Regions from separate parts of the Mus musculus genome. Here region 2 is linked to region 1. Evidence: chromatin loops called from intact Hi-C (ENCODE). Cell type or tissue: left cerebral cortex. All regions are shown on one strand. Each heading gives the region's core, and the rest is flanking DNA. Links, peaks and the distances in the headings are about the cores only.

The links. Hi-C counts contacts between places; a loop is a spot of excess contacts. Peaks named below come from ENCODE experiments on the same cell type or tissue, not always from the same donor. Only the 100,000 strongest peaks of a DNase experiment are listed, where the experiment ranks them.
Region 2: it touches region 1 in a loop (13-fold over the local background); 2 of 42 quality-filtered maps call a loop at or near these places.

Annotation. Positions count from the first base shown.
Region 1 is chr11:42,923,147-42,930,975 of GRCm38, forward strand. No RefSeq gene overlaps it. Among named protein-coding and RNA genes, the nearest start is that of Gm34644, 54 kb to the left of the region's middle. In left cerebral cortex, for the core only: no CTCF peak of the experiment used is centred there; DNase peaks (open chromatin) are centred at 4,195 and 5,978.
Region 2 is chr11:43,092,111-43,099,939 of GRCm38, forward strand. It overlaps a transcript of Atp10b not described here. Among named protein-coding and RNA genes, the nearest start is that of Atp10b, 54 kb to the right of the region's middle. In left cerebral cortex, for the core only: no CTCF peak of the experiment used is centred there; DNase peaks (open chromatin) are centred at 4,102 and 4,522; H3K27ac peaks cover 1,329 bases.

The DNA.
Region 1 (7,829 bases), core at 2,383-6,382:
AAAGCAATCTACAGCAAACCAGTAGCCAACATCAAAGTAAATGGTGAGAAGCTGGAAGCAATTGCACTAAAATCAGGGTCTAGATAAGGCTGCCCACGTCCTCCCTACCTATTCAACATAGTACTTGAAGTCCTATCCAGAGCAATTCGACAACAAAAGGAGATCAAGGGGATACAAATTGGAAAGGAAGAAGTCAAAATATCACTATTTGGAGATGATATGATAGTATATATAAGTGACCCTAAAAATTCCACCAGAGAACTCCTAAACCTGATAAACAGCTTCAGTGAAGTAGCTGGATATAAAATTAACTCAACAAGTCAATGGCCTTTCTCTACACAAAGGATAAACAGGGTGAGAAAGAAATTAGGGAAACAACACCCTTCACAATAGTCACAAATAATATAAAATACCTTGGTGTGACTCTAACTAAGGAAGTGAAAGATCTGTATGATAAGAACTTCAAGTCTCAGAAGAAAGAAATCAAAGAAGATCTCAGAAGATTGAAAGTTCTCCCATTCTCATGGATCAGCAGGATGAATATACTAAAAATGGCTATCTTTCCAAAAACAATCTACAGACTCAACACAATCCCCATCAAAATTCCAACTCAATTTTTCAACGAATTAGAAAGGGTAATTAGCAAATTCATCTAACAAAAAACCTAGGATAGCAAAAACCCTTCTCAATGATAAAAGAACCTCTGGTGGAATCACCAGGCCTGATCTAACGCTGTACTACAGAGCAATAGTAATAAAAAGTGCAAGGTACTGGTATAGCGACAGACAAGTAGACCAATGGAATAGAATTGAAGACCCAGAAATGATCCCACACACCTATGGTCACTTGATCTTTGACAAGGGAGCTAAAACCATCCAGTGGAAAAAAGACAGCATTTTCAACAAATGGTGCTGGCACAACTGGCAGTTATCATGTAGAAGAATGTGAATTGATCCATTCTTATCTCCTTGTACTAAGGTCAAATCTAAGTGGATCAAGGAACTCCATATAAAACCAGAGACAATGAAACTTATAGAGGAGAAAATGGGGAAAAGCCTCAAAGATATGGGCACAGGGGGAAATTCCTGAATAGAACAGCAATGGCTTGTGCTTGTAAGATCGAGAATCGACAAATGGGACCTTATAATATTGCAAAGCTTCTGTAAGGCAAAAGACACTGTCAATAAGACAAAAAGGCCACCAACAGATTGGGAAAGGATCTTTACCAATCCTAAATAAGATAGGGAACTAATATCCAATATATATAAAGAACTCAGAAAATCAAAAAACCTTATTAAAAAATGGGGCTCAGAGCTAAACAAAAAATTCTGACCTGAGGAATAATGAATGGCTGAGAAGCACCTAAAAAATGTTCAACATCCTTAATCATCAGGGAAATGCAAATCAAAACAACCCTGAGATTCCACCTCACACCAGTCAGAATGGCTAAGATCAAAAATTCAGGTGACAGCAATTGCTGGTGAGTATGTAGAGAAAGAGGAACACTCCTCCATTGTTGGTGGGATTGCAAGCTTGTACAACCACTCTGGAAATCAGTCTGGAAGTTCCTCAGAAAATTGGACATAGTACTACTGGAGGATCTTGCAATACCTCTCCTGGGCATATATCCAGAAGATGTTCCAACTGGTAAGAAGGACACATGCTCCACTATATTCATAGCAGCCTTATTTATAATAGCCAGAAGCTGGAAAGAACCCAGATGCCCCTAAACAGAGGAATGGATACAGAAATTGTGGTGCATTTACACAATGGAGTACTACTCAGCTATTAAAAAGAATGAATTTATGAAATTCCTAGGCAAATGGATGAACCTGAAGGGTATCATACTGAGTGAGGTAGCCCAATCACAAAAGAACTCAAATGATATGTACTCACTGATAAGTGGATATTAGCCCAGAAACTTAGAATACCCATGATATAAGATACAATTTGCAAAACACATGAAACTGAAGAAGAACGAAGACCAAAGTGTGGACACTTTGCCCCTTCTTAGAATTGGGAACAAAACACCCATGGAAGGAGTTACAAAGACAAAGTTTGGAGCTGAGATGAAAGGATGGACCATCTAGAGACTGCCGCACCCAGGGATCCATCCCATAATCAGCCTCCAAACGCAGACACCATTGCATATGCCAGCAAGATTTTGCTGAAAGGACCCTGATATAGCTGTCTCTTGTGAGACTATGCTGGTGCCTGGCAAACACAGAAGTGGATGGAATGCAAGGCCCCCATTGGAGCAGCTAGAGAAAGTACCCAAGGAGCTAAAGGGTTCTGCAACCCTATTGGTGGAACAACAATATGAATTAACCAGTATCCCCAGAGCTTGTGTCTCTAGCTGCATATGTAGTAGAAGATGGCCTAGTCTGCCATCACTGGGAAGAGAGGCCCCTTGGTCTTGCAAACTTTATATGCCTCAGTACAGGGAAACACCTGGGCCAAGAAGTGGGAGTGGGTGGGGAGGGGAGGGGGGAGGGTATGGGGGACTTTGGGGATAGCATTTGAAATGTAAAATAAGAAAATACCTAATAAAAAAGAAAAGAAAAAGAAAACTGGAGCCAGGAGAAACCAAAGATTTTTCCTGATTTATTAATTGTTTTTAATTATTTCCTTTATTTATAATCCATCCATTACCCAACCTTCCATAGTTCCCATAGTTCTTCATCCCATTCCTCCTCCCCAGTCTCTAAGAGGATGTTTCTCCATCCCCAGACCCTCCCTCCCTGGGGCTTCAAATCTCTTGAAGATTAGGTGCATCTTCTTCCACTGAGGCCAAACCAGGCAGTTCTCTGCTCTGCTCTTGTGCTCTCTCTCTCTCTCTCTCTCTCTCTCTCTCTCTCTCTCTCTCTCTCTCTCTGTGTGTGTGTGTGTGTGTGTGTGTGTGTGTGTGTGTGTGTGTGTGTGTCAGGGGCCTCAGAGCAGCTTGTGTACACTCCCTGGTTAGTGGCTCAGTGTCTGGGTGCTCCTAGGGGTCTAGGTTAGTTGAGTCTACTGGTCTTCCTGATTTTATAACCATTCTTTTTAACTCTTCACTTCGGATTCATGCTGGTATCTATTGTTCTTTGTTGAGGCAAATCACATGGAATGATGAATGGTTGGAGACATCAAAGGTGATATTTTCAAAGTGTTGCTGGTAATGTCTAGACTTTTCTTGAGATTTAGCTTATTAGGATAAGCTCTGGGACCAGGCTGCTCCAAATCTGGACACTGAACATGTCAGCAATGTGATTTTGCCATGATATTTAACCTGAGTATAATAGTCTATCTCCATAGAGAAACAGACAGTATCTAAACTATAGGTCACTGTACTGGTTGAAAATAATGCATGAAAAGCTGGTTACTATTTGTCTTTGTGGACCCATCCAGTCTGTAACCCTGGATCCCCTCAGGCTCCTAGGTGTGCTACGCTCTTCCATTCTGGATTTGCTCACAGTTACTGTCCCTTTTATACAAATCTGGCTGCTCTGGAATATATTTTAAAATGCTTATCTTCCAGAGAAATTCTTCCCACACATATCTATGATATGCAAATATTGTTCTTATCCAGTGAGGTCTAATTTTAAGCATCTGCCCCATTGCAAAAATTTCCAGTGAAATATAACTCTCCCTTCCCCATCACTATCACATTGCTGTATTTTACTTGTCTTTTCATAATATCTACAATCATATGAATATGCATTGTTAATTTATATATCATTATTATAGCCTTAACTAGAATTGATGGTACGTGATGTCCCTCGCTCACCATTTAAGCTTGAACTCTTAGAGCAATACTGGGCCTACAGAGAAAGCTAGGTAGACCTCAGTAGACATTTGTTTAAAGAAAAAAAGAAAAGTAGAAGAAAGGAAAGAAATCAGAAAGCTCTTGGCATGCCACTGAACATATTGAGGTATATATATTTTTTAAAGCAGTAGTGCTATCATCAGGTAAATACTAATTTAAAGTCCACTCAAAGCTACGCACTGTGCTAAACTATGTTACTCGGCCTTGCATCGGGGACTTTAAACCACCGATGTGTATGGAGTAAAGACATAAGGACAGTAGAGTCCTTGACTCACTTGTTAAACCCAGGACTGGCAAAACACATTTTTAATATCTTGAGAAATCCCACTCCTTATTGGAGCCTGTCCCATGCACACAGTCTTTCCTCCAAGTACCTATGAGGCTCAGTGACCGAACAGATGGATTCTACATTGTGTCTGGGAGTCAAGCCAGCGCTTGCTGTGCTGGCTACAGCAGACTTTTAACAGAAGTGGGTACAATTCACCAGTTTCCAAAACAGACTGAGTCTGTCGGTCCCATTTCCAAGTTTGATACACTTAGGTTCTGTATTTTAATGGACTCCTCATTGTTTATCTTCACTTAATGTTTGTTCTCTTTCCATCTAAGACGAGCAACTCCGTTGCTTTAATTATCCTCTTGGCAGAGGACACATGCTGAGCTGCAGACTACCCTTAAATCAACACTACCTCCAGACTCACCCAATTTCAAAAAGTTCTCAAACTACTAAAGATAAAGCAACAGGTTGAGTCAGGAGATGGTAGTGGGGTTTTAAAAATAGTGTCATTCAATATCATTTAGTCAAAGACAGTGGCAATTAGCTGTTTCCATCTAAAATTTGTGTGTATTAGGGAGAGGGATAGATAAAAGTGAAATGAATCAGTCAATTCTCTGAATTCTACAGTAGTCCAATTATTTTCGATATGGTTGTACTGTTTGTAGCTGTCACTAATACAGAAAAAAATTACCAATTTCCTTTTCTACAAATAGGTTGAAATGTGAGAAAACAGGAAAAATAGAGAGAGAGCAAGTTCTTCAAGAGTCCTAGCTAAATGGAGACAGCATAGAATAACTGACTTGAGATACTTTCTCGTTTTAGAGGTCACTGCTCTACAACCAAGACAGAAGTATCTGATTATGCTCAACCCCAGGGATGTTAGTTTAAGGGCAAATCACCTCTCAGTTGAGTCTTTCATTTCTTCCTCCTTCCTGCTCCCACTTCCCTAGGAACATGCTCCTTTAGTATAGACTATATTTCACTCTATCCTACCTGGAACTGTTTACTTGCATGTTTCATGCATTTCTTTTTTCCTTTTCTTTCTTTTTTTCTGCCTCTGCCTCCCAAGTGTTGGGATTAAAGGCGTGTACAACCACCACCTGCCCCTTGTGCATTTTTATATCTTACAATCAGCAAGCATATATCTCTTTCTTCTTCTCTTGCCTTAACCACAAGAGCTTGTACATATGAATAACTCATGGACTAATAGAGGAAAACAGAGGACAGAAGAATGAAGTTGTTTTTTTTTTTTTTTTTTTAGTCATAGCCTTTTTCTTTGTTGAATCTTTTTGCAAAATAAGAAAATTATGTTTCCTTATAGATACCCTGTTATGACCAATTTTTTCCACAAGAGTCTTAGATTGCCTACCTTATTACCCATATACATAGAATATATTGCAAACTTGCACTTATCAAAACATACATGTCTTGTCATTTATAAATTTTCAGATTTTCAAGGTAAAACTATGTTCCTGGCAAATGAACTCATAGTTCAGTAATTGATGACTTGTGATAATGTTGTTGTAATATGATTCCAATCATATAGAAGATTTTTGTGGAAAATTTCCTTCGTGAAGCAGTTATATATCTAATTCTAGACTTGTTAACTGACAAATGAAAGGAAAAATCCAGTGTTGAAACTTTTTAGTGTCCTCCAAATCTCTCAGTCCAAAGCCTTTTTTGAGCTCTAGTTAAAAACAAGGATCTCTATCATGAATATAACAACTCAAGATTAAAGAAAGCATCAATCATCTGATTTTAAAAAAAAAAAAAGGCAAGCCTAGGTGACTGGTGCCAAAAGCCTCATAGATGAGCAGCTGTCTGAAAATAGCTTGTCTCTTGTGTATTTAAATACATTCATCTTGAAAATGCAAGCAAGAGAGCCACGGAGCTGAATGTTTGTTTACTGTTGAAAGCCTGGATCTTCATGGTGCCTTCCTCCACTGGATTCTCCTGCATCTGTCATTTTGTAGTAGGTTGCCAGAACTCCAACACGGGAACGATCATTACAACTTAAATAGGCCATTTTGACTAAGGAGCTAAATCCAAATGGGAAGTTAGAGGGAGACATAAATCTGCCCTAGACAGGATAAAGAATGAGGTCACTATGGAGAACATATTTCTGCTTGTAGGTGAGAGACTAAAAAACAAAAAAGCTTAATGTTTTAAGATTATCTGTGGCATTCATAGGGAAAATAATTAGCTGAATGCAGAAATCAAGAATAGCAGAAAAGTGTCTAAGCATACAATATCTTTATATTGTATCAAGGTATTGGAATACTTGTTTGTTTTGGAGTGTCTCATCTCCTTATGTAGCCCTGGAACTCTCTATATAGATGAAGCTGACTTTGATCTCACAGCCTCCTGGCTCAACCTATTGAGATTAAAATGTGTGCCACCTCACTTGTCTTTGTGTTGTTGCTTCTCTTTGTTGATTGAGTCAGGGTCTCCATTGATAAGAAATTTTAACGGGCCAAAGACTTATTGGTGTGGGGCTCCATGATGCCCCATGTGGAAAATGAACATTTCGGGCCAATGTTTCTTTGGATGATGTTCATAATCAAGACGTTCAGAAAATGACTTGGGATGCTTTCAGCTCATCAGTTCTACTAAAAGCTCCACTCACCCCCCTCCCCCCGTAGAGGTCTCAAGGATGCTCAGGAGATGAACAGAGGATTCCATTCTTGGGGTTTAGAAATAAAAATAAATAGATAAATAAATAATAAATAAATGGGATACCTTCTGATCATTGAGTCAATCCACATATTTTGCTTTCACAGATTGTGAAAAATAAACTCTCCACCCTGAACCATAAACTCTGTGCTCACCCACACATAAGTTTTCTAACAGAATGTGTCTATAGCTAGGCTTGAAAACCAACCACAATGATATAGTTGGCTTTTTGTCATTCTAATAGGGCTATTTCTAGCCAGGAGAATGTTCCAAGAGTATTACTTTTGAAAATGAAGGTAATATTACAACAATTTGGGGAAAAACACATGTTGACAAAATTCAGTCACTGTCTCTGTTACTTAGTCATTAAATACCCACTGAATTCCTATTATGTTCCAGGTGCAGTCTGCGGCACTAAAATGAGAAATAAGACAAATTGGTCTTTTTCCCCATAGAAGCTTATGGAATAGGAGGAATATGACTCAGGTATAGCTAAAATCAACCCATACATTACCTAGAGTAAATCTTTATGTTTTGTGTGATAAGAATCAAGTTATGTATTAAGACAGCTTGCCTTTATAATGATGCTCAAAAACTCAGTTAGGATGTTTTTGATTTTTTTACCATGTCATCCTATATAGATCATCAAGGTGCCCGTTCTGTCTCATCAAAATGATGTTCCAGATGTAGCCAAGAAAAAAGAAAGAGTTGTCTCCCATTTTACTGTGAATGTGATTTCCTTTACTTTGCTTGAAGTTCTATTATTACCAATTATAATAAATAATAAAATAATAGAGATGATAATGATGATTGTGATAAATAAAAGTAAGGAGGATGCCAAAATTCTGAAGGCCTAGAGTAAACTATTAGCCATTTCTGCCATTTTTTTCTGCCTTTTTTCCTTTAAGAGTATAGCTAAAGCCATATATGGCTCTGTGTTCCTGTGTGTACTTGTTACTCAAGAGTCTGGAGTAGTCAGACTTTCAGTGTACTGGGTCACAAAGTAAGTTCAAGTTCAGAGACCCTGTCAAGAAAAAAAGGGAGAGAAGGAGGAAATGGTTGGTTAGAGGATGGAAAGGA
Region 2 (7,829 bases), core at 1,824-5,823, 170 kb after region 1:
ATATTTTAATTATCACGCATGTCAGCGATGCTGCTTTATAAATCAAAGCTAATTGATTCCGAGCACTTGCTATTTCTTCAGCCCTCCTACCGGCTCGGGAGCAAGCCTGCTATTTTCTGTGTAAACACTGAGGGTGGTTCCAGAATGGTATTCAAAATCAGTGGAGTGCTTTTTACACGTGGGCAAACTCAAAGCCAGGAATTAGGAGTTAGCATACTCAGTTCCACCCACCCATGGTATATATCCAGAAGAGAGCATGATGCTCCTCTCGGTGATGTTTGAACAGCTTCACTTAGACTGAACCTCCAGAAAATGGTCCAAACTTTTGAATCAATTTTTTCTCCATATTCCCATGGAGCACTCGGTAATTTAAGTGGCTGTTACATAAACCTGTATGTTTGTCTGGATGCTTGATTTTCAAGCTTATGTTTGTTCACAGTAGATCTTGCATAGAAATGCAATTTATACAGCAAACCATGGGTGCTGAGAGATACAGGTTGAAAAAAAAATGCAACCGAGCTAGCTAGCAACCACGCAGTCCCCCTTACCATGAGCATGCTGGATCTGATCCCAAAGTATATGCTATGGAGAGCTGCCAGCTGTCTTCCTATCCCAAATCCACAGCCTCTGCTTTACAGAAGTGCGATCACTCAGTTTGCCCAAGAAGCTTCTCTATCAATGCATTTGCACATGTCAGGGAAAATTCAAATCCCCTTGACGTCGCAGGTTCTGCTTTTAAGCAGTTCAACCATCTGATTTTAAGCTTTTAAGCTTTTACATGTTCCAAACTACAAAACTCGAGGTTCTGGAGTATGGCTCAGTGATGAACACATAGTCACATGCTCAAGGCCTTGGACATGCTTCCCAGAACACACACACACACACACACACACACACACACACCTGAGTTTTACATTTTCAAAAATTCGTTTGCTCTCTGCTTTACATATGATGTGCCCCAATAAACTCATGTATGATGCAGCCCCAAACGCATGCAATCCACCTAAGCTACTGAAAATCACAGTGGAGCAGCCCAGCCCACTCTACAGAGCATCTGTTGTTCTCTCTAGTAGTCACGTGAATAACCCGGAGCTGTAGCTTCCTGCTGCTGCCCAGCATCATGAGAGAGCAGAGTACTAACACCACTAGTTTAGGAAAAGATCACAATTCAAATTGCACTTTTTAATGAATGAGTATTGCTTTCACACTATCTTAAAGTCAAAAATGGTTCTTCATCCACGGTAAAGGAAAGGCTGCCTATTAACAAGTCCTCCCCTACCTATCCTTCCAGTACTTTAGTCATTTGAATAATTTGGGGGACAGGGGAGGAGAGCATCACATTGAGAAAGAGATTGAGATGGAAGATTTGAAGATTTTTTTTTTTAATTTGGAAAAAAAATGAAAGAAACTTTGGAATTAAAGAGCCCCTATGGGCTTAGGATAAGGTTTGTTCTACAAGCTCTTTGCTCATGGGTCTAGCCAAAAAAGTTCATTTACCCCCCCACACCCCCCATAGCTTAAAAATGAAGATTCATGATGAGTGTGATAATTTATTCCAGCAGCCAATATAAATCGAAAATAGAAATCATTTTGCAAGTGACTGAGCAAGTAAACAAAGATGATAAACCTGTCAATGTTTACTGCTCATTCAGTCTTGGTTTGTCAAATCTATGGCAAACTTGCTCCTGTTCCACCCACCATGCTCAAGGCATATGAGCAAGGTGTAGGGTATCTGAGAGTCCCACATGAGCAGCATGCCAAAGAGCGACTACTAAGTCATCAATCAGCACTAGCATGTGATGTAGAGGTGCTCTGCCAGTTATCATCCACTAGATTTTACATAGGAGAAACCAGGCCAGAAAGGTGGACAGCTGGTCCAATATTGTACTGAAAGACTCCGAGAGGAGCCCCTCACTCAGGCCTCAGGACAAGAGCGGACACCCAAGAACTCACGATAGACCGAGCTTGTTCAAACCACATGAGGCTTTATTCGGGGAAAGCCAGAGCTCTGGGGATGACTCATATCCCACGCAGGGGTAGAGGAGTCGACCTCGAGAGGAAAGAGGTCCCAGTTTTTATAGGCCCTCAGTGGGGAAAGAAGAAGCGGGGGAGTACGGGATTTCCAGAGGGATTTCCAGATCTAAACAATGTCTATTCTCACGAAATGGGTATGGGAGGGGTACAAGGAAAGAGTCTGGTGCAGGTGTAGCAACTCAGGATTGGCCGGGCTGAGGTTGCTGGGGAGATTTTCTGACTCTTTCCCAGCAACCAATATCACAAACACCTGGCAATGGGCTTCATCAGTGGGCACACACATGGGTCAAGGAACGGTCAAAACATTGGCAGACACACAGGTTCAAGGAGTGGCCAGAGCATTGTGCACCTCTATTTTTCTAAATCAGTGAAGCTAGTTCTGCTAACACTGACATCTATCTTGCCAATTTCAGGGCTTCTGTGTCCTTTTACATTCTGTCAGGATCTTTCAGTACTGTTGGTTAAAAAATGATTGTGTATTTTACCAATACAACTCTTAGTTGTATTACACTGAGCATGCTAGGACATTGATAAACCCTGTTTGAGAATTCTTGCGTTGTTACGTCTATCTATGAAGGATAGGACATATTCAAAGCCGCTTCCTAGATCTGAATTTTTTGTAGAAGGTTGAAACTCTTGTAGTCCCTTGGGGCTGGAGAGATGGCCCGGTGCTTAATAACACTTGCTGCTCTTTCAGAGGGCCAGGGCTCTGTTGTCAGCTTTCAGATCAGGTAGTTCACAACTGCCTGTAACTGCAGCTCCAGGAGATCCAGTGCCCTGTTCTGGAATCCGAGGGTACCCACACACACACACACTTACTCTCCTGATCCCAGTATGCAATTCAACAGTTTTGAATTTTCATTTCCTCAGGTATAGGATAGATATGCATGGATGCTGCAAAATTCGATCAAGCTCTAATATGGTAAAAACCTAGCATATGATTCAGAACACGATGATAGGCAGAATATTCCAGTGCAAGACTTTTCTCTCATTTCTCTGCCCGTCACTCCCATCTGCTCTCTTCCGGGTATTGCCACAAGTTATTGATTCCTCAGGTTCAAGTGGGGAACTTCATCTTTTTGAACCTCTTTATTTTTTAAAACAGAGGATTACATTAGTGCTGAGATCACTGTGCCAGGAGGAGCATATGAAATTACAGCAGCAATAACAAACTCCCTGACCACATGGATACAGACTCCACACACAGAGCCTCCCAGAATATTATCCCATGCTTAAATTTCTACCCCCATTAAAGTATTGTTATAAACATTTATGTCATGGCTACTGTATAGATACTGAAGCAAAATAATTGTTGATAAGACCAACATCTCTCCCACAAGAGCACTAGACGAGTAGGATGAGTAAGATGTTCTCTTACTCTAGAGCTATAAAAAGGAAATCCTTCAGACCAGGTGATTTGTAAAGAATAGAAGTTGATTTATCTCCCAGTTGTAGAAGTCCCAAGGGTCTCACAGCATTTGATGAGCATCTATCTTCTTTCCTTCCTGTGAGGACCTTGTAACAGAAAGTGAAATGTTAGTGAGTGGTTCTGGAAGAAGAGGAAGGAAGAGATAACCTGGTTTGATAGCTGTTTCTCTGATAACTAATCTCTTGAGTTCTTCTAGTGGGAACAAGTCATATTCAAACTAGAACATAGATACTGGATTACAAATAAGCAGACCAGGATTCCCTCATGGAGCCTGTCATCATCTGCCTCTGTGACTTTTGACAGACCATTTCCCCTCTCAGAACTTCAAGCTTACCCACCATGTCCCTCTCATAACATTAGCAAATGAGAAACTTTCCAGAGAAATATAAATGCTCGAGAGATGTAAGGAAACTAACCAGTTCCTTTTGCTTCTATCAAAAAGTAGGGACATGCCCTGCCCCCAGAGTCTGAGTTGACTCCAGGGTGTCCTTATTTTCTTGCATGTACAAATTCCTCGCTGTGCAGCAATATATTTTTCCTTTTACTTGAAAACTGGAAAGAAGGTTGCCCTAGTTAGAGTGAAGAAATGGCTGTGAACAGCTGTCTTTCACTCCTACCCATACAACCAATTAGAGAGGCTGCACACTAATCCCAGGCCCCAGAGAATCTTCTCCTCGTCTTTATGCAAATGAGCTGTGTTTAGAGAATTCTAGAGTGGTTGTATCTCACGACTTAGTTCATCCAAGACAAAAATCTGCGCCATGTAACATGGGGTTACACTCACTGTTCCTCCTCAGGAGCATGTGCCTGCACACAGTACACGTACAGACATCCAGACTTCTCTTCAAGCCTTATGAAGCTCCAGAGTGAACATGTGAAGTAAGATGGACCATTGTGACCAGTAGCAAAAAGTTTTCAAGATTGTATAAGAGCACTAGATAATTGAAAAATAGTCCTTTGGGCTGTTAGATATCTAACAGATAGTAGGATAAATTCTCATATCTTGCTCATTAAAGAAAAAGAGACATTTTTCCTCTCTATGAAAGAAAGTGAAAGAACTAGACCATTATCAGTTACCATGGCAACTGAAATTCACTACATGCTTAGTTCATCCTGTCACTATTGAAGACATGAGGGAGGAAAAAGTAAAACTAAGCTTTTCGGGGTTTTTTGTTTTTGTCAAATATTTAAAAGTGACAGTTCATGGCATGACCCTAAAACACCTTTATAAGAGTGAAAGGAAGACAGGATAACATGAGAGAGGAGGATAAAGGGACAGCACTTGGCCTAAAACATTCAAATAAGAATGTTTCAGATGAACCAATTGTGGCTGACGGGGTCGATGTCAAGCAAATTGAAGGAAAGAAAGGAAAGCAATAAATATTTATCGTCTACCACACACTCCCAGTGCTATGCTTCAAAATGTCATGCTGTGGCCTCTCAGAGCTCTGTATATGGAAGAGAAAAGATGGCAAGCAAGCAATGTCCATCAAAATGACCAAAGCGTATGCATAATGGGTGCAGGCTGCCAGGATGCTGTCCTAGATGTTCACATGGATATATATGGCTGAAGATTTCCCAAGAAATCATCAATGTTGGCATCTGAAGAATGTGTAGGGTCAACTGGGTGAAAACTCTGGGTCTACCTGGTTAAGAGACTGCATATGCAGAGGCCTTGGGGGAAGAAGCCTGGCATTTGAAGTTCATGGTGTCTAGAGTTGAATGTGAGCAAACTTAAGGTGGTAGAAAGCTCAGTCACAAGTTTCCAGGGGGCTAAAATGAGATGCTGTCCTACTAGGGCACATTTAAGAATATAAAATATATCTAGAATAGAGTGAGGAGCCATTCAACTATTAGAAAGCAGTTTGTGGCAAAGTCATGCCAGCAGCAGAATGGAGGATGGTTCTGGAACCAAACAGAAATAAAGGAAACCTCTGGGGCTAAATCTGGGTGATAGATTAGATAAAAACTAAATGGCTTCAGGGCTAAATGGATATGAGTTCTGGATCTTTAGTGGACCTAGAACCAACAGCACTTATTAACATTCTGCTGGCATGACTTTGCCACAAACTGTCTTCTAACATTTGAATGGCTCCTCACTATATTCTAGATATATTTATGCAAGAGGGCTGGGTATATGGGTCATTCCGCAAGTTCTTACCACACAAGCAGAAGGACCTGAGTTTGGTTCCCTAGCACTCATGTAAAACTCCTAGGTAGTATGGCTGCATGTAACCATAATCCTAGCCACAGGGAAGAGGAGGCAGGCAGATCCTTGGGCCTTGCTGGCCAGCTAATCTAGATAAATCTGTGAACCCCAGATTCAACTCATAAAGTAATGGAGATAGTTTGATTTATAAAAGATATGAGAGAGAAAAAGAGAGGGGGGAAGGAAGTAAGAAAGGAAGGAAGGAAGGAAGGAAGGAAGAAAGGAAGGAAGGACATACTTCACAGTCAACCTTTGCACTAAACACATATACATACATACATACATACATACATATGCATACATACACACATGCATACATACATACAAAGGTCCTTCTCTGTATTGGAGGGCTAATTGTGCCAACAGTAGGCTTTATCTAGTAAATGGTAATGAAGAATTATTAAAATAAGGCTAAGGGAAGACTTGTAGAAACAGAGTTTAGGAGCATAGTATTGAAATGACAGCTTGATTATACAGAGAGAAGAAACTAACCCCAGTTGCTTCTTGCTGCTAGGAGCATTTCCTCAGAGCATTCTTGATTGTCCTCTAGGAGGACACTGAGGTCTAAGAAGACTGAAATCAATCATAGATCTAAAACCGCCATGTGTTACTTCTCTAACATGAATCTTGCACCTTCCATATGTCAACCTTCCAAGTAAGTAAAGTAGCCTTGAACACAGTCCCGAAATATGGCTACTCTTTCATATGCAGTCCAAGAAGCACCAAAGTAACCCAGATTTGGGTTCATTCTACCTAACTCAGTGCATGGTGTCAAGATAAATCATTCAACTTCTGAGGGTATCTGTCTAGGCATCTGTAAAGCACATGATGTAGTAAGAGTTAGAGATTATTTATACAAGGGGCCAAATGCAGGGCCAAGGCCAGAGTAGGCACTCACTTGGCAGAGATCATTTAATGGGAAATCCATCAACCCTGCTAACTTCAAATATTCTATCAATTAACATGGCTAACGAATATTCTCCTATAATCCTGGGAGAAGCATGTAAGCTCCCTGGCTATGAAATCTCAAGCTTGAGAAAGGATAGGGAAAGTCCTACGTATGATTCTGGTCCTGATGCTGCTTAGAAAATTCAGGCTGAGTCACTTGGGATGATTATCTAGATGGTTCTCCTACTTTGCAGAGCACTTTTGCAGAAGCCAGGTCGTTGGGCGGGGCACCCCCTCTCTGCAGGCAGCAGAGGCAGGAGGCAAGAGAATCAGAGAGCTCTTGGTTTGTGCTATACTGCCAGCGCTTTTTCTTTGTACTGAGCGACTGTGTGAAGGGTGGATGAAGGGTATTTGGTTTTAATTGGGAAATGCTATCAATTGTCCTAGGCTCATTTAAAAATCCATTAGTATCAGGAAGTGGACAGATTAAGCAATGAGGAAAGGAAAAGAAAAAAGCTGTCAGTACCCTGCTTTGTAGGGAACATACAGTCTGTCTAAGCTTCACCAGTGAGGGCTGCTGCTGAATGCTAAGAAGCTGCAAAAGTCAATTTCAAGAGGCTGGGAAGGGAGAGTAGGTGTCTGGGCCAATTCATATGAAGTCCTAAGCAAGCTTGTTGTTCTCACAGCTTCCGAAGATGATATTGCCAAGATCCACACTACATATGTCAGACCCTTGCAGCTGTTTCCGGCAGCATGGTGGCTGAGCCATCCAGCTGTAAGCCACTCAACACCTGCAGATAGCTTTCCCTTTGTTCCCTCCTTACTTAGCAAGTTCTGAACCAGGCTGTCTACCCTTTTGTGCCTGGAGGAATGGCAGTCTGGAGACAACACACAGGCTGTAGAAATGTGCTGGAAGATGAACGAGAGAGGAGGAAAGAAGGGAAGATCATAACTTGGAAGAAGGCTTAGCCATGCAAGCAAGAGGACCTGAGTTCAAACCCCAGAACCATGTTAAAAAGCTGGGTGTGGTGGTGTATTTTTGGAATCCTAATGCTGCTGAGATGGAGACAAGTAGACCCCTGGAGCTCTCTAGCTGACTAGTCAGCCTAGAATAATCAACAAGCTCCATAAAAGTTAAAGATACTCTCTTCTAAAACGAGATATGGGTTTATTAAGTAAGATACTTGAAGTTGAACTCAGACTTTCAGATTCAAACACATGCACACATGTGCACACATACACAAGATAAATGAAGGTACGGAAACAACT